Linked DNA regions of Homo sapiens: regions 2 and 3 are each linked to region 1. A link is a contact called in ENCODE Hi-C or POLR2A ChIA-PET data. All regions are on one chromosome and are shown on one strand. Each heading gives the region's core, a stretch centred on a gene start or an enhancer-like site at or near the end of the contact. The rest is flanking DNA. Distances are from core to core; before and after follow the strand shown. Region 1 has its middle 15 kb from the start of EML6. Region 2 overlaps PSME4 (proteasome activator subunit 4). Region 3 overlaps PSME4 (proteasome activator subunit 4).

Evidence for each region. A loop is a pair of places that touch in the nucleus more often than their neighbours do. ChIA-PET counts read pairs that join two places held with the same protein, here RNA polymerase II (POLR2A). Pooled maps may share reads with other maps.
Region 2: a loop to region 1 is called in a map of CD4-positive, alpha-beta T cell, with 4 times the contacts of the local background. The contact joins two enhancer-like sites. A Hi-C loop is called at or near these places in 5 of 168 maps with a recorded cell type or tissue (CD4-positive, alpha-beta T cell, CD8-positive, alpha-beta T cell, PC-9 and 1 more) and 8 of 50 pooled maps. POLR2A ChIA-PET finds 5 or more read pairs at or near these places in 1 of 52 experiments (activated T-cell).
Region 3: a loop to region 1 is called in a map of B cell, with 2.5 times the contacts of the local background. The contact joins two enhancer-like sites. A Hi-C loop is called at or near these places in 2 of 168 maps with a recorded cell type or tissue (B cell and PC-9) and 2 of 50 pooled maps.

The regions. Positions count from the first base shown.
Region 1 is chr2:54,706,591-54,711,176 of GRCh38, forward strand. No RefSeq gene overlaps it. Among named protein-coding and RNA genes, the nearest start is that of EML6, 15 kb to the right of the region's middle. Within about 2 kb of position 2,806, at least 11 of the 41 ENCODE cell types and tissues checked have a DNase peak (open chromatin) inside an H3K27ac peak, as active enhancers do.
Region 2 is chr2:53,911,114-53,915,699 of GRCh38, forward strand. The region is part of intron 20 of PSME4 (proteasome activator subunit 4); the gene reads right to left. Among named protein-coding and RNA genes, the nearest start is that of GPR75-ASB3, 53 kb to the left of the region's middle. Within about 2 kb of position 2,723, at least 3 of the 41 ENCODE cell types and tissues checked have a DNase peak (open chromatin) inside an H3K27ac peak, as active enhancers do.
Region 3 is chr2:53,939,678-53,944,263 of GRCh38, forward strand. It overlaps PSME4 (proteasome activator subunit 4), which reads right to left. Exons shown (of 47, transcript NM_014614.3): 4 at 279-323. Among named protein-coding and RNA genes, the nearest start is that of PSME4, 29 kb to the right of the region's middle. Within about 2 kb of position 2,279, at least 2 of the 41 ENCODE cell types and tissues checked have a DNase peak (open chromatin) inside an H3K27ac peak, as active enhancers do.

The DNA of each region.
Region 1 (4,586 bases), core at 1,556-4,055:
AGATCACTGTTTAAAAAACGTGACTTTGGAGTCAGACCTACACTTGAAGTACAGCTCTTTCACCTATAGATGTGGGAAACTGGATAAATTCTTTAACCTCTTTAAATCTTTATTTTCTCTTTCATAAAATGGGAATAGTAATATTACTTTTGCAAGGTTGTGGTGAAAATTGAAGGAGTGGTCTGTAACGTATTCAGCCCTGGGCCTACAAAATATTAACAGTTCAGTAAATACAGCTGGCTTCATGGGGTTGTGTGTGATCTGTGTAGTCAGGGGCCTGAGTTCTGAGGTGGTTTGCATTTGGTTTAATGCTCTGCTATGGCTGCCTTGAAATTCTTAATAATTTTTGAACAAGGGTCCTGCATTTTCATTTTTTACTGGGCCATGTAAATTATGTAGCCAGTCCTAGTAAAGGGTAGCTTTTACTGCTGGCCTAGCTAAATTGCTGTTCAAGGTTTTTTAGTTCAGTTATCTAAAGGTTTGTACTCTTTGATCCACATCACTATTTAAGCTTCTTTAGGCTACACATGTTCCTTCTTTGAGGATGAGCATAATATTTTTTCTAATGTAATTTTTTGTTGGGATATAATTCACATGCCATAAACCTTACCATTTAAAAGGTAAAATTCAATTGTTTTGAGTTTATTCACAAGGTTAGCCAAGTCTCTTTATTTTATTGTAGTATTTTTAATTTTTTTGAGATGGAGTCTCGCTCTTGTTGCCCAGGCTGGAGTGCAGTGGTGCAATCTCGGCTCACTGAAACCTCTGCCTTCCAGGTTCAAGTGATTCTCCTACCTTAGCCTCCTGAGTAGCTGGGATTACAGGCGTACACCACCATGCCCAGCTAATTTTTGTATTTTTAGTAGAGACAGGGTTTCACCATGTTGGCCAGACTGTTCTCAAACTCCTGACCTCAGGTGATCCACCTGTCTTGGCCTCCCAAACTGTTGGGATTACAGGCATGAGCTGTCACACCCAGCCCTATTCTTTTTAAAGAGCCCTAGATTAGGAGTGAATTGCACTGATTCCACATTGTTTTCCCCACTCTTTGAAGCAGGATCTAATATATGATGTGTGACTGAATTATACTACTTCATGAAAATATATTGCCCATATCAAACTAATGCTATTAATGAACTGGCCATAACATTTTAGAGGTGGGAGAGATCCCAAAGATCATTTGGTCTTACTCCTTCATTTTATGGTTTAGTAAATTGAAACCTAAAGAGATTGACTGCTTTGTTCAAAGCTGCAAGGAAAGTGGTTAGAGCTGTGGTTAAACCCAGGTCTTGTTTTAATTTCATGTGTCCCTAGCTCTATAAATCTATGTCATTCTGTTTAGTGTTCACCTTTAGACAGCAGAACCAAAAACCTCACTAATATAGAAAATTAGGTATTTGCAGGTACCAGCAGCAGGGTTCAAAAGAGTAAATTTTTTAGTCTCCTTCCCTTTAGTAAAGTGGATATTTTCAGAAATACAGAATTTTGGGTGTCAAGCTATTTGGATAATCGTTTCTCTAGTTTTCCTCACTCTAGAACCCAACTATGTGATATTGAGGCCTTTATATTACCATTCATTGATGACATAATACTGTCCCTTCTGCGTGCAATTTTGGAAATTTATTCATCTATGCTGCATAATGGTAGCAATTTAATGAACTTGTAACATATTATTTAGCTCATTAAAGTCTTTGCATTTAAACAATGTTGATGCTTTTAAGGTTGTGAAGAAATCTTAGTTTAATGCAGAATTAGTTCTAATACATTCTAGAATTTTATCAGAAAACTTTCATGGCCAGGCAAACTAAAAACACAGTAACAGTAACTCAGGCAATCACACAGACTCATGCATAATTAAATCCTCCTTTTACATTTTTTGGGAGTCTTCTTTGAGAGGATATTTTAAATATTGATGTTGTGCAACTATAATTAATAATAAATATTTGGAGTGCTATTGATGACAGTGGTGGGCCTTCCGGAGCAGCCGCTGCCACCACGCTGGCTGCAGTGGGGAGGCGCAGGCGGTGGTGGCAGGAGCCGCTGCAGGAGCAGCAGTGGCGGTGGTGGGTGTGCCCCACGTCCCCTGTGCCCCGCGTTCCTGAGGCAGCCAACTGCACCACCCTCACCTTCACACAGCGGGGCAGGACCCACTCCCAGGTTTGGGACCTCCACTGGGGCCTCAACCTTGCTCCCGCCACGTCTTGGCAGCCCCCGAGCCCCCAGCTGAAGGCACAACCAGGACTCATGGGGCCGCCTGAGAGCGTCGGGTTTGTTTGTGCAGAGTTTGCAGGGGCTGCTGCGCCGCCTGCACCTTGCCTACCGCTGCTGCAGGCAAAATGCGGAGAGGAGGCTAGCAGACCCTGGAGCCCACCCCTGGGAGACCCCTCGGAGCCTGCCGTCCTGGGAGCCCCCATGGTGGGGCCAGGCCGATTCACCCACTGGCAGGGGAGCAGTACGGTGGGGCATGGAGGGACAGGCAGAGAGGAGCCTGGAGGAGGAGCTGGGCCCGTGGCAATGCTGTGTTCCATGGAGTCGGCAGGAGCCCCGCCTTCCCAGGGACAGCTGTAGCCGCCCAAGTCGTGGCTGTGGACCCAGGCCTCCCTGTGCTCTTGGGGGCCGGGAGCAGGCAGGAGCCCTGCCCTCCCAGGTGCAGCTACAGCCGCCTAGCCGCGGCTGCGGATCCAGGCATCTCCGCACTCTTGGGGGCCAGGAAGGCCCCCCTTTACCCCCGCAGCCTTGGAGGTGTCTGCTCCTGCTGCCTGGCTTCTCCCAGCTCCTGCTGCTCACTCTGATCTCGGAGCAAGGTTGGGGCCAAGCCCAGGTGCTGTTGCAGCCCAGCTGGGTGTGCGCACACTCAGGGCAGCGCTGACACACCAGTCCCCTGCCGCCTCAGCCTCCTCTGGGCTTTGGGCACCGATAAGCCCGTGAGGGAGGCCGCGGCAGGGGCTGAGGGCAGCTTTGCACTGGCCTGCTGGTGCCCCTGGGCCGGAACCGCCTGGGCACCATAAAGGCGGCAGGATCAGACAGGCTCCTGGGAAACAGGCAGGTCCCTGGTGAAGCCCCACCTTCCATCCGGGGAAGGTCTGAAGTCTGGCGGCCGGGCTGCTGGTCCCGTGATCAGAGTGGGAACTTGTGGTGCTTTTTTCGGGCCGTCCATGGCTGCTAATGGACTGACTGGCACACACTTCCTCCCCTCTGAGGCCCATAAAAAGCCACGGACTCAGCCAGACCTGAAGAGACGATGGGACGACCTACCTAAAGAGAAGACCTACCCTTCTCTGCTGAGAGCTGAACACTCATTGGGAAAACCCTGGCTACCTAGAGGAGCTACCTACTGCGGGTCTCCTCTGAGCTGTTCTGTTGTTCAGTAAAGCTCCTCTTTGTCTTGTTCATCCTCCACTTGTCCGTGTACCTCATTCTTCCTGGACACCCAGGACAAGAAATCGGGACCCGTCAAATGGTGGGGCTAAAAGAGCTGTAACACAAACAGGGCTGAAACACGCCTTTTGCTTGCCACGTTGCGGGCAACAAGAAGGAGAGAAGAGAGAAGAAAAGAAGAGCTGCAGCCCGTCAGGGATCCCAGACCTAGGAGCTCCCCGAGCCAGGTCTGTGACACCCTCTTTAGGGCTCTGCAGTTTCTGGCGTCTCCAAGCTTCTGGGTATCACCATGTTCCCTGATGTCAGCTGTGGAAGTTGCTTATGGTACGCCTGGTCTAGCAGCAGCCTTGCGGGGAGCCAGCTCTGGAGCCAGCACCTGGAGCTGCCCACCCTGCTGCAGCTGGAGTGCCTGGCTGCGCACAGTGGCCGGACCCCAAGCTCGCCCACACCTCTTGCTGCTCCACGCCTGACTTGCCCTTGGCAGGTGTGGGATCCAGGCCAGTAGTGCGAGCCAAGGGTAACCTTCCAGGCAGAGTGGGCGGAATGAGCCCAGAGGGCCAGAGCAAAACCCAGCAAAGGTACCACTGGCCACAGAGGTTTCTGGATGGCCAAGTGACACTCCAAGGATCCCATAACGCTATGTGGTATGTATTATAATCACTTTACATACATTCTCCAGTTCATCGAATTCTCACAACATATTTATGAAATGTGTTTTATTATCCATGCCTATTTTAAAGATAAGTAAACTGAGATGTTAAGAGATAAATAACTTGCCCAGGGTCACATATCCAGATGGTAGAATTGGACTTGAATGGAGATGTCTGACTCCAGAGCCCAAATCCTTAACCATCACCCTACACTTTCTCCCTATTCTCATTGGAGAAAATGATAAACCAAAATCTTACTTGATTCATTTTAATGAAACTATAATTTAATAATGAAAGTATAATTTATAATAATGAAACTATAATGAAAGCACTCTGCAAGGATAATGAGTAAACACCTTCAGATGGAAATAGGCCCAAGAGAAGATTCTGTAGCAGATGCTGCTCACCTGATTATGACCTTAGTATTTTGGCTGAAATAGTCAGTGAAGACACACCCTGTCCAGAATCCTGGCTCTAACAATATTTGGAACAGTTGAAAAATATTAATTTTAAAAACTGGAAAAAAGAGATCTATGGAGCATGTAGAACATATAAAAA
Region 2 (4,586 bases), core at 1,473-3,972, 800 kb before region 1:
GAATTCAGGTATTTATCTAAGTAATAGGTAAAAACATATTTCTAAAATGTCAGTTATTTAACTATGTTTCTCACCATAACCCAGTACAGAGGATAGCAACAATACCTTCTCAAGTTTCAAAACCAAGCCCATAGAGTATAAACAAAGAATGGCTTCTTTTTCACTAACTTACTTCAAAGCTTATTAATATTGTATATTAATAGTATCAAACGTTAATTTGCTTTTTCAGACTTTCAAGACCAAATTCCTCTTAAAATTTTGTTTTCCTTCTATAAAGCTTCAACCACTGGCAAACCTGAGCATCTTAAATATTTTTGCATGATCAAAAATATGTATGTATCCAAAATCTGTTAGTAAAAAATAAAATCAGATTCCTTTACATGAACGTTATGTCTTTACTGAAATTAGATTTCACCAAAGAGAAAAGGCCTGTACTCAAGAGTAACAAGAATAAAGCACAAGAGAGTTCCCACCCTCCCCCCGCCCACTGTTAGAGCAGGGGAAGTGCTTGCTATGAGCCATCCTATTAGAGTATGTGTCTCCCCACTGCTGCCATAAACACTTAGTTTTCTGAAGTAGAAATATACAGTCTGCAGCTTATGCAGTCTGTATCTAATGCCATATAATATTAAATCAAGCATGAATTTTAATTACTGTCACTTTAGTTACTGTCATATTATACAAATTAAAAAAAGCATTCTTTATAACCAATTATTCTCCATAGTTTTTACTATATCTAAAAAGCCTGTCATTTGGGAATTTAAAGTTTTTCAAACAAGTTTCATCTAAGAGTCCTGACACCAAATTTCTTAAAATCCATGTGACACTTTGAATTGTTTTCTTATCAGGGAATTTGAAAAATAATCATTTATGCTGACTACTTTAAAAAATCCTGTATAAGATTGTAAAATATTAAGTAATGTATTTAAATAAAAGCCTTATCTTCTTCCTCGACTTTTAAAACTTGGATTAAAATACAGCTTCCATATCTCCTACACAGAGGTGACCCTTGAACAACACAGGTGTGGGTCTACTTACACGCAGATTTTTTTTTCAACTAAATGTATTAGCCAGATGAGAAATCTACACATATGGAGGGCTGACTTTTCCTGTATGTGAGCTCTACAGGGCCTACTGTGGCACTTGAGTATGAATGTATTTTGGTATGCTGTAGGTCCAATCCCCTAACTTCACCAAGGGAAGACTATATATAGGACATATCTGGGTAGTATACATTACAGCTTTTGTTTATTCTTATCCACCATAATTTGATCTCTTCTTGCCTACCACAAATTAACTGGATTAACATGATTTACAATAAATGCTTCTCAGCAAGTGTAGCTATTTATTTATTTATTTTTCAAGATAGGATCTCCCTCTGCCACCCAGGCTGCAGTGCAATGGTACGATCATGGCTCACTGCAGCCCCAACCTTCCTGGCTCAAGTGGACTCACATACACCTCAGGCTCTTGAGTAGCTGGTACTACAGGTGCACACCACCTCGCCAGCTAATTTTGTTTATTTACTTTTTGGTAGAGACAGGGTCTCGCTATGGTGCCCAAGCTGGTCTCAAATCCCTGGCCCCAAGCAATCCTCCTACCTCCACCTCCCAAAGCACTGGGATTACAGGCATGAGCCATAGTATCCTACCTCTTCTGACCTTTAGAAGATTTTTTACTAAAAGAAATCTCTACCCATTACCCAAGTAAAATATCATGACTGTATCTCTTTGTGACATTATAGATCTCATTGTGCCCAGGATGTAATCTGTGATATATTAAACTGTTCTGGTAGCTTTTAGCTATGCACATAATCTTAAGTGAATAGTCTTAAGGCACTGTCTTACAGATCTATATTCTGACTAAAAGCTATGTTAACAATATGTAAGTCAAATCAAATTCCATCACTACCTCTCCCTTCCTCATGTGAAATCCATCCTACTCATTCACTAGTTCATTTTACAAACCATAGTATCATTTAACCTAAGGAACAATACAATTCAAAAAAATAATTCCAGCACAACATACTGTAAATAACACCCTCTATGTAATAATAATAAAATTAAATCTGCTTCATAGCTTCTAGATAGTACCAGGCCACCTAACATATAGTAAAATGTATTAAAATATTTGTACCACTAAAAAAGGACCTATGAATTTTCAACAACTATAGTATTCGTACCACTAGATGGGAATCTTCTTTAGATATGATTAGAGCAGGACTATGAAAAGAATCACTGGTAGGAAAGAAGGGATGCTGAAAAAGAAATAACTAATAACACAAAAACAAAATATATAATACAAATCACATATGTAAATGAAGGCTGGGCGAATTGTCATGAAACAGCTGTAAACAATAATATAAAATTCTTCCTGTGTATAAGTGAAAGAACATCCTATCTTCCCAATAACCCTTCCCCTTCCAAATAAAAATAAACATAAAAGATGTAAAACCAAGCCACTAATAGATTTTTTCCCTTCAAAGTACAAATGTCTCACAAGAGACAGTTAGGCCTATTTTTGTGTTCTATTATCCAATTCAATCCTAGGTAGCAATAATAACTATAAACACAAATGAAAACCTGGCTCTTATCCTGCCAGTGAACAAAGGGTCACTAAATAAAGAGAAATCTTATATGTTGCTAGATTTTAAATTAACTCTGAAAACAGGAACTACTTCCAAGTCTGACACATAAGCTTTTAAAAATAAATGAAAACAGTCAGAAGGTGAAATAAGGAGAAAACAGGGTTACTCACCGTGGAGTAGTAACTGTTTCCTTTTCTGTGTGCAGCTCCCCCAGCAGAGCTGGGTAGTTTCCTGGAGGTGCCAAGAGAGGTTAGCTAGCCCTGCCCCTCATTGCATAAGCAACACATCCTTTCACATATCAATGAAATGGTCTCACTATTAGACCTTAAGTATGAATTTCTTTGAGCGAAAAGTTAGTAAAAGCTGAGATCCTAAGGATGATTTAACTAAAAATGACGTAATAAATCTATCAGAGGAAAGGGGACACAAAATAAAGGAATATTTTGAGATGAAAAATGACTCCTCTACCTTGAGTAACCCTGTTTTTTAGATGTTAGTTTTTTGCATCCTGTGATAGCTGGTTAGACCTAAAAGATTATTTAGAGAATGGACTGCAAAAGGAAAAATTAATGATGATTTCAGGATTAAAGGCAAGGGTCCAAAATTCCTGTGACTCTGGAAAGACATAATCCAACTTCCACATCTATAAAGGTAGAATTATGAGTATAAACTATACCACAAATATTTCTCTTAAAACATTATCTAAAGGTTCCAAGAGCAAAATAGGTCCTATTTTAAGATTAATTCAACAACCTGTGATATCTGACAAAACTGTTAAAAATTCAAACTGTTTTCAATAGTACGAAATAAGAAAAAAATTTATCCTTAATTACCCACAATTACTTTATTATATCCATCCTTTGAAACTGTAAAGTTTATAGTAAGTATAAGATATTTAGTGGCCAGGCGCAGTGGCTCACGCCTGTGATCCCAGCACTTTGGGAGGCAGAGGCGGGTGGATCACAAGGTCAGGAGTTCAAGACCAGCCCAGCCAAGATGGTGAAACCCTGTCTCTACTAAAAATACAAAAATTAGCCGGGCATGGTGGCACACGCCTGTAATCCCAGCTACTCGGGAGGCTGAGACTGGAGAATCACTTGAACCTGGGAGGCAGAGGTTGCAGTGAGCTGAGATTGTGCCACCGCACTCCAGCCTGGGCAACGAGTGAAACTTCGTTTCCAAAAAAAAGATATTTAGTAACCCTATATTGCTAAAGGCCCAAAGGTACATGGCATCCCCAAAGTGGATACCATTAGGTAGATCATTTACTTTTATGCTTAGGACTTGGCTTTTTATTTTTTGTCAATCTCTAATATAAGAATATAGCACAGAAGACAGGTTTTCCCATTTAGTAGCCACTTCCCTGAACAATGAGATTTTAAGACCATCCCACATACCCTATTAGGACTAAGTTAGACATTCTCACAGGAAAACTAAAAAGTAACCTAAGCTTTGGCTGGGCGTGGTGGTTCATGCCTGCCAGTAATCCCAGCACTTTTGGATGTGGAGACAGGCAGATCGCCTGAGCTCGGGAAATTGAGACCAGCCTAGGCAACAAAGCGAAATCCTATCTCCACAAAAAATACAAAAATTAGCTGGGCATGGTGACCCACGCCTATAGTCCCAGCTATTCGGGAGCTGAAGTGGGAGGATCACTTGAGCCCAGGAGATGAAGGGAGCAGTGAACCAAGACTGTGCCACTGTATTCCAACCTGGACAACAGAGCAAGACTCTATCTCAAAAAAAAAAAGGCTGGTGTGGTGGCTCACACCTGTAATCCTAGCACTTTGGGAGGCCCAGGTGGGAGGATCACTTGAGCTCACAGACCAGTCTGGGCAACATAGTGAGACCTTGTCTCTCTATATTTTTTTTAAAGTAGAAGAAAAAAAAAAGAAGTAAACTAAGCTTCTAGGGTCTTTTTGTTTGTTTTGTTTTTTTATCACTGTACTCTTCTTCCAGAAGACAAAGACTACTAATACACACACGGCAATCTTAATAC
Region 3 (4,586 bases), core at 1,029-3,528, 770 kb before region 1:
AACAAATAACAATACTCTAGGAAATGCTTCCAAATAAAGATGATTTTATGTAAAGTATGGTATTCTTACTTTACAATGGATGACTTTAAAATTTCTAAATTTCTAAATGAAATCTGAGAAGTTCAGTTAATGAACTGGAAACGGTATGTTGTGCTCAGTGACTAACATCACAATGTCAGGAACTATTTATACTTTTCATTTCCTTTTCAAACCATACTAAAGATGTGGAAAAGCCCACAGAAACAACAAGAGGCTTTATAAATTGAGAAGCTACTTACGGTCGGCAGCTTTTCACGAGTGTTTTGAGAATATTTTCTACAGAACTGGGGGGGGAAAGCCATTTGATAATTAGATTGGTGTATTTTAAGAACATATCTAATTCAATTAATAAATATCTATAAGATAACCTCACACATTCAGGTATTATTTGTTTACATGTAATAATTGAGCCTTCCCTTTCATACAAACGGAACTGCAAGGATTAACTACCTAAACTCCTTAATCTACTCTTTCCTTTGCCCTCATTTCGCTGTCTCTGGTATGAACTAAAGGGAAAAAAAGGTTACACTGGGAAAAGAACAAATTGTTTTCAGTCTTTACAAGGTAGGCAGCAATGACCACACACCATATTTATCAACACAGTGGCTTAAAACTTCAAATAATTTTTACTAAAATACTTTTACATCAAAACACAAGCAGCAGACAGACCAAAATCTGGGTGTTTCCATCAGAAATTAGCTTTCACAACCAATTGATGAGAGTTCGATAACCCTCCCAGGCACTTTAAGGCCAGCAACAATTATCAAAAAGAACAATAGCATCTCTTTGAGCAGATACTTATAAAGTTAGTCGAGTAACATTAAAAATTATAACTTACTTTACAACATGTAGTTGCCTCAAGTGAATACAGGAGACCAACATAAAAATGTGTGTATGAATTTATAATCCACATTTCTTTTTTAATAAAAAGGCCAATGTGTACTGGTTTAAACACGTGACCAGAATGGAATATTTAAATATTTACTAGATCATAGTCAAGCGGTCAAATGCAAACAAACAATATAAACAATGGAGCACTAGATAATTTTGAGCTGGAATTTTAAAATACGTGTGTGACTACTTACAGTATGATATGTACAAGTAAAAATAAAATTCCCCAAATCTCAAAAAAATTTATATATATATAATATATATTTAAATATATATAATACATATTTAAATATATATAATACATATTTAAATATATATATAATACATATATAAATATATATATACATATATATATATATATATATATATATATATATATATATATATATATATGAAAGGAGTAAGTTTCAGGCAATGTCTCCACCTGACACTTTCTTATTAAGCTTTTTGAAATTCTTAAGTCCAGAAGTCTATCCAACTTCTCTGAAAGTTTAGGAACTAATCTGCAAAGAAATTCCAAGGAATAACAGAGAGCAAACTCATCACAAATAATCAACATATTATATAACCAAGAGAGGAAAACTATAATCTCATTACTTGGAGCAGTAGAAATCCTCTTTAATTTCAAAACTACTCAGAGAAAAATTAACTGAAGAGGCAACTAGATTACAACACATGAGATGACTTCTAAAATAAAAAAGAAACTACATGGCCAAAAGGCCATCAATAAGCACTGTCTCTGATCATGAGAGGGAGGTTCTTCTTTTTCTTATGAAAAGGCTAAGCAATTCAAAAACACAGTTTAGAGAAAATCTAAGTTTGCCCATTAAAAAAAAACAGGGCAAACTTCTATCCAACTACGTTTAAAGCTCCCTGAAGACCACAGCTATGATTTTTATTTCTGGGCACTTCCAAAGTGCTTATAAAAAGGCTATCTGCTCATATATATTTATACTTATCTGTCTATTGATTTGTAATAATAAACATTTTATATCAGAGTAACAAAAAGCACAGATCTTGGGTCTTCTTTTAGTAACAAAGTATAGAATTAACAGCTAAGGTTTAAAGAGTCATCTAGTTTTAAACTAAATTACTCAATTTAAATGAAGATTTTTAAAAGGTAATTCTAAAATTGTAAACTGTTTATCCATGAAAATGAGCATAAGATACATAATTCTATCAGTACTAATGCTTGTGTTCTCATTAATATTACATTTATTTTATTGGTTCTGCGCTACACAGAAAACCTGCTGTTTTCACATACGACCTTGCTATACCAATATACTTTCGCATAATGTCATAAACGATTCTAGAAAGCAAGTCATAAAAGGCTGCAAAGCTACATGTTTTCTTCAGTTCCCTTCACGCTTCAGAAGAATAGGAAGTTAATTATAACACTTGATAGAGTCACTTCACTTATTAGAGGATTAGGGTATGTGGGAATGCAATTTAGTTACTCTAAATAAAGTCAATTTCAACCCCTTCTTAAATATAAGGCCTGTACCATTGGATTTATGATGTTTATCCAGAAAAGGGTACAATCTCTCTAACCTGTGATATCTGTATAGTGACCTTTTGTGATTCTTGTAATCTCTCAAGATGAAGGGAACAATGTTTCTGTTTAAAAATAAAATAAAAGGTTAAGGCTAGATGCTACTAGACTACATTTCACTAATTTTTAGAGGGAGTGAATAATCACTAAATACTTTCCAACTGTTGGAAATGTATAATACTAAAGTGATAACAATTCAAAACACTTGTTTTTTTTTTTAAAATCAAAAGGGATCTACAGAGTAACTAAGCTTTGGATGGGTTTTCTTATACCCTATTTCCTCTTTAAAAAGATACATCAGGTTGAAAAAGAAAGCCACAGTAGTGCATATAATGGTTTACAGTTTGGCCTTAGAGTCAGACAGATCTTAATTTGAGTATCAGTTCTGCTACTTCCTAGTTATATTATAGCTGTTTTCTCATCAATATAAGCAATAATACCTACCTCTCATAAAGCTGTTACAAAAATTAAATGAGATAAGGTATAGAAAGCAGGTATACGGCCCAGAATTAAGGATAATAAATGTTAATTATTATTTCATACTTAGCCATAATAAATTGTATTCTCAATTTCCTTAAGAATTAAACTTTTGTGCTTATTTTGCTCTTACTGCCTCTGAGTAGCTACTAATTTATGATTTAGGAAATCACATCAAAATAGGAAATTCCTCCCCAACTGCCACCCTATTATTAAGGGTAAAAAGAGAGTTCTTGTCCCAGTTCTTAAGCTCTTGTTCCAGTTTCAACCAATGATTCTGTGTGAATTTTCCTCTCTGGACCTCGATTTCCTTATGATGCCATTAACAAAGTAAATGTCAAATACTAACAGATAAGCCTGAGGAAAACCAATAGTCTTCGCCTCCAGTTACTGAGACAGTGAACCATATAAACTTGCAGATTTATGCCTCCTGCCCCCTTGGCTCTACCAGGACAATATTCACTTCTAAACCAGGGAAAAGTATAGCAAATGATATATTCAAGATGAGAGTAAACTAGGCTGCTCATAGCCAGAAGTACTTGCAGCTTCACTTGACAGTTCTTGAACTAAAATTTAACTTCAGAATAATATTTGCTTTTTCATAAATGAACTGGTTTTAACTGTAATGATGGACTATTCTGTATATATCTGCCTTCATCCCTTTATAATTTAATGGTAACTGTTTATACAGTATTTCTTTTTCTTAAACCTGTGCCAGGCACTTCATCTAGAAGTCAGTTATACTTGCCTTCTCTACACCCAAACAAATCCACCGTAAGTTAGTTAGACATTATCCATCTCATATCTTATCTTCAAAATCTAATATTGATTGCTCAGTTAAACTAGTAAGTAGTCATTTTTCATTGCCACTTCACTCAAAATTAGGGCCAAGATAATTTCACCATAAAGAAAGGTATAAATACGCCAGGTGCAGTGGCTCATGCCTGTAATCCCAGCATTTTGGGAAGCCGAGGCGGGTGGATCACGTGAGGTCCAGAGTTCAAGACCAGCCTGGCCAACATGATGAAACCCCATCTCTACTAAAAATACAAAAAATTAGCTGGGTGTGGTGGCGCACACCTGTAATCCCAGCTACTCAGGAGACTGAGGCAGAAGAATCGCTTGAACTCGGGAGGCGGAGGTTGCGGTGAGTCCAGATTGTGCCACTGCACTCCAGCCTGGGCAACAACAGCAAAAAAAACTCCATCTCAAAAAAAAAAAAAAAAAAAAAGGTATAAATAATAAGTATAGCATTTTCCTTGCTGATGCACATTAACATTGACTTTTCATTAAAATTACTTTTAAAAAGTATACTTTTAGGGCAAGGGTTAGGAAATTATAATAATCCTTACCACTCATGTAAAAAGAGCATACATAATTGTTTTAAATGACAATAAGCCTGATCAACTTGAACTAAGTATTTTTTAAAATTGCTTTTAAAAGATCAGTTTTTAAAGAAAGAACACTGTAGCACAGAAACAACTTTTGTGAGAAACACTATCAAAATCATTAATAAAATCTGGTAAATTTTTTTTTTTTGAGATGGGTGTCTGGCTCTGTAGCCCAGGCTGGAGTGCAGTGGGATGATCTTGGCTCATTGCAGCCTCTGCCTCCCAGGTTCCAGTGA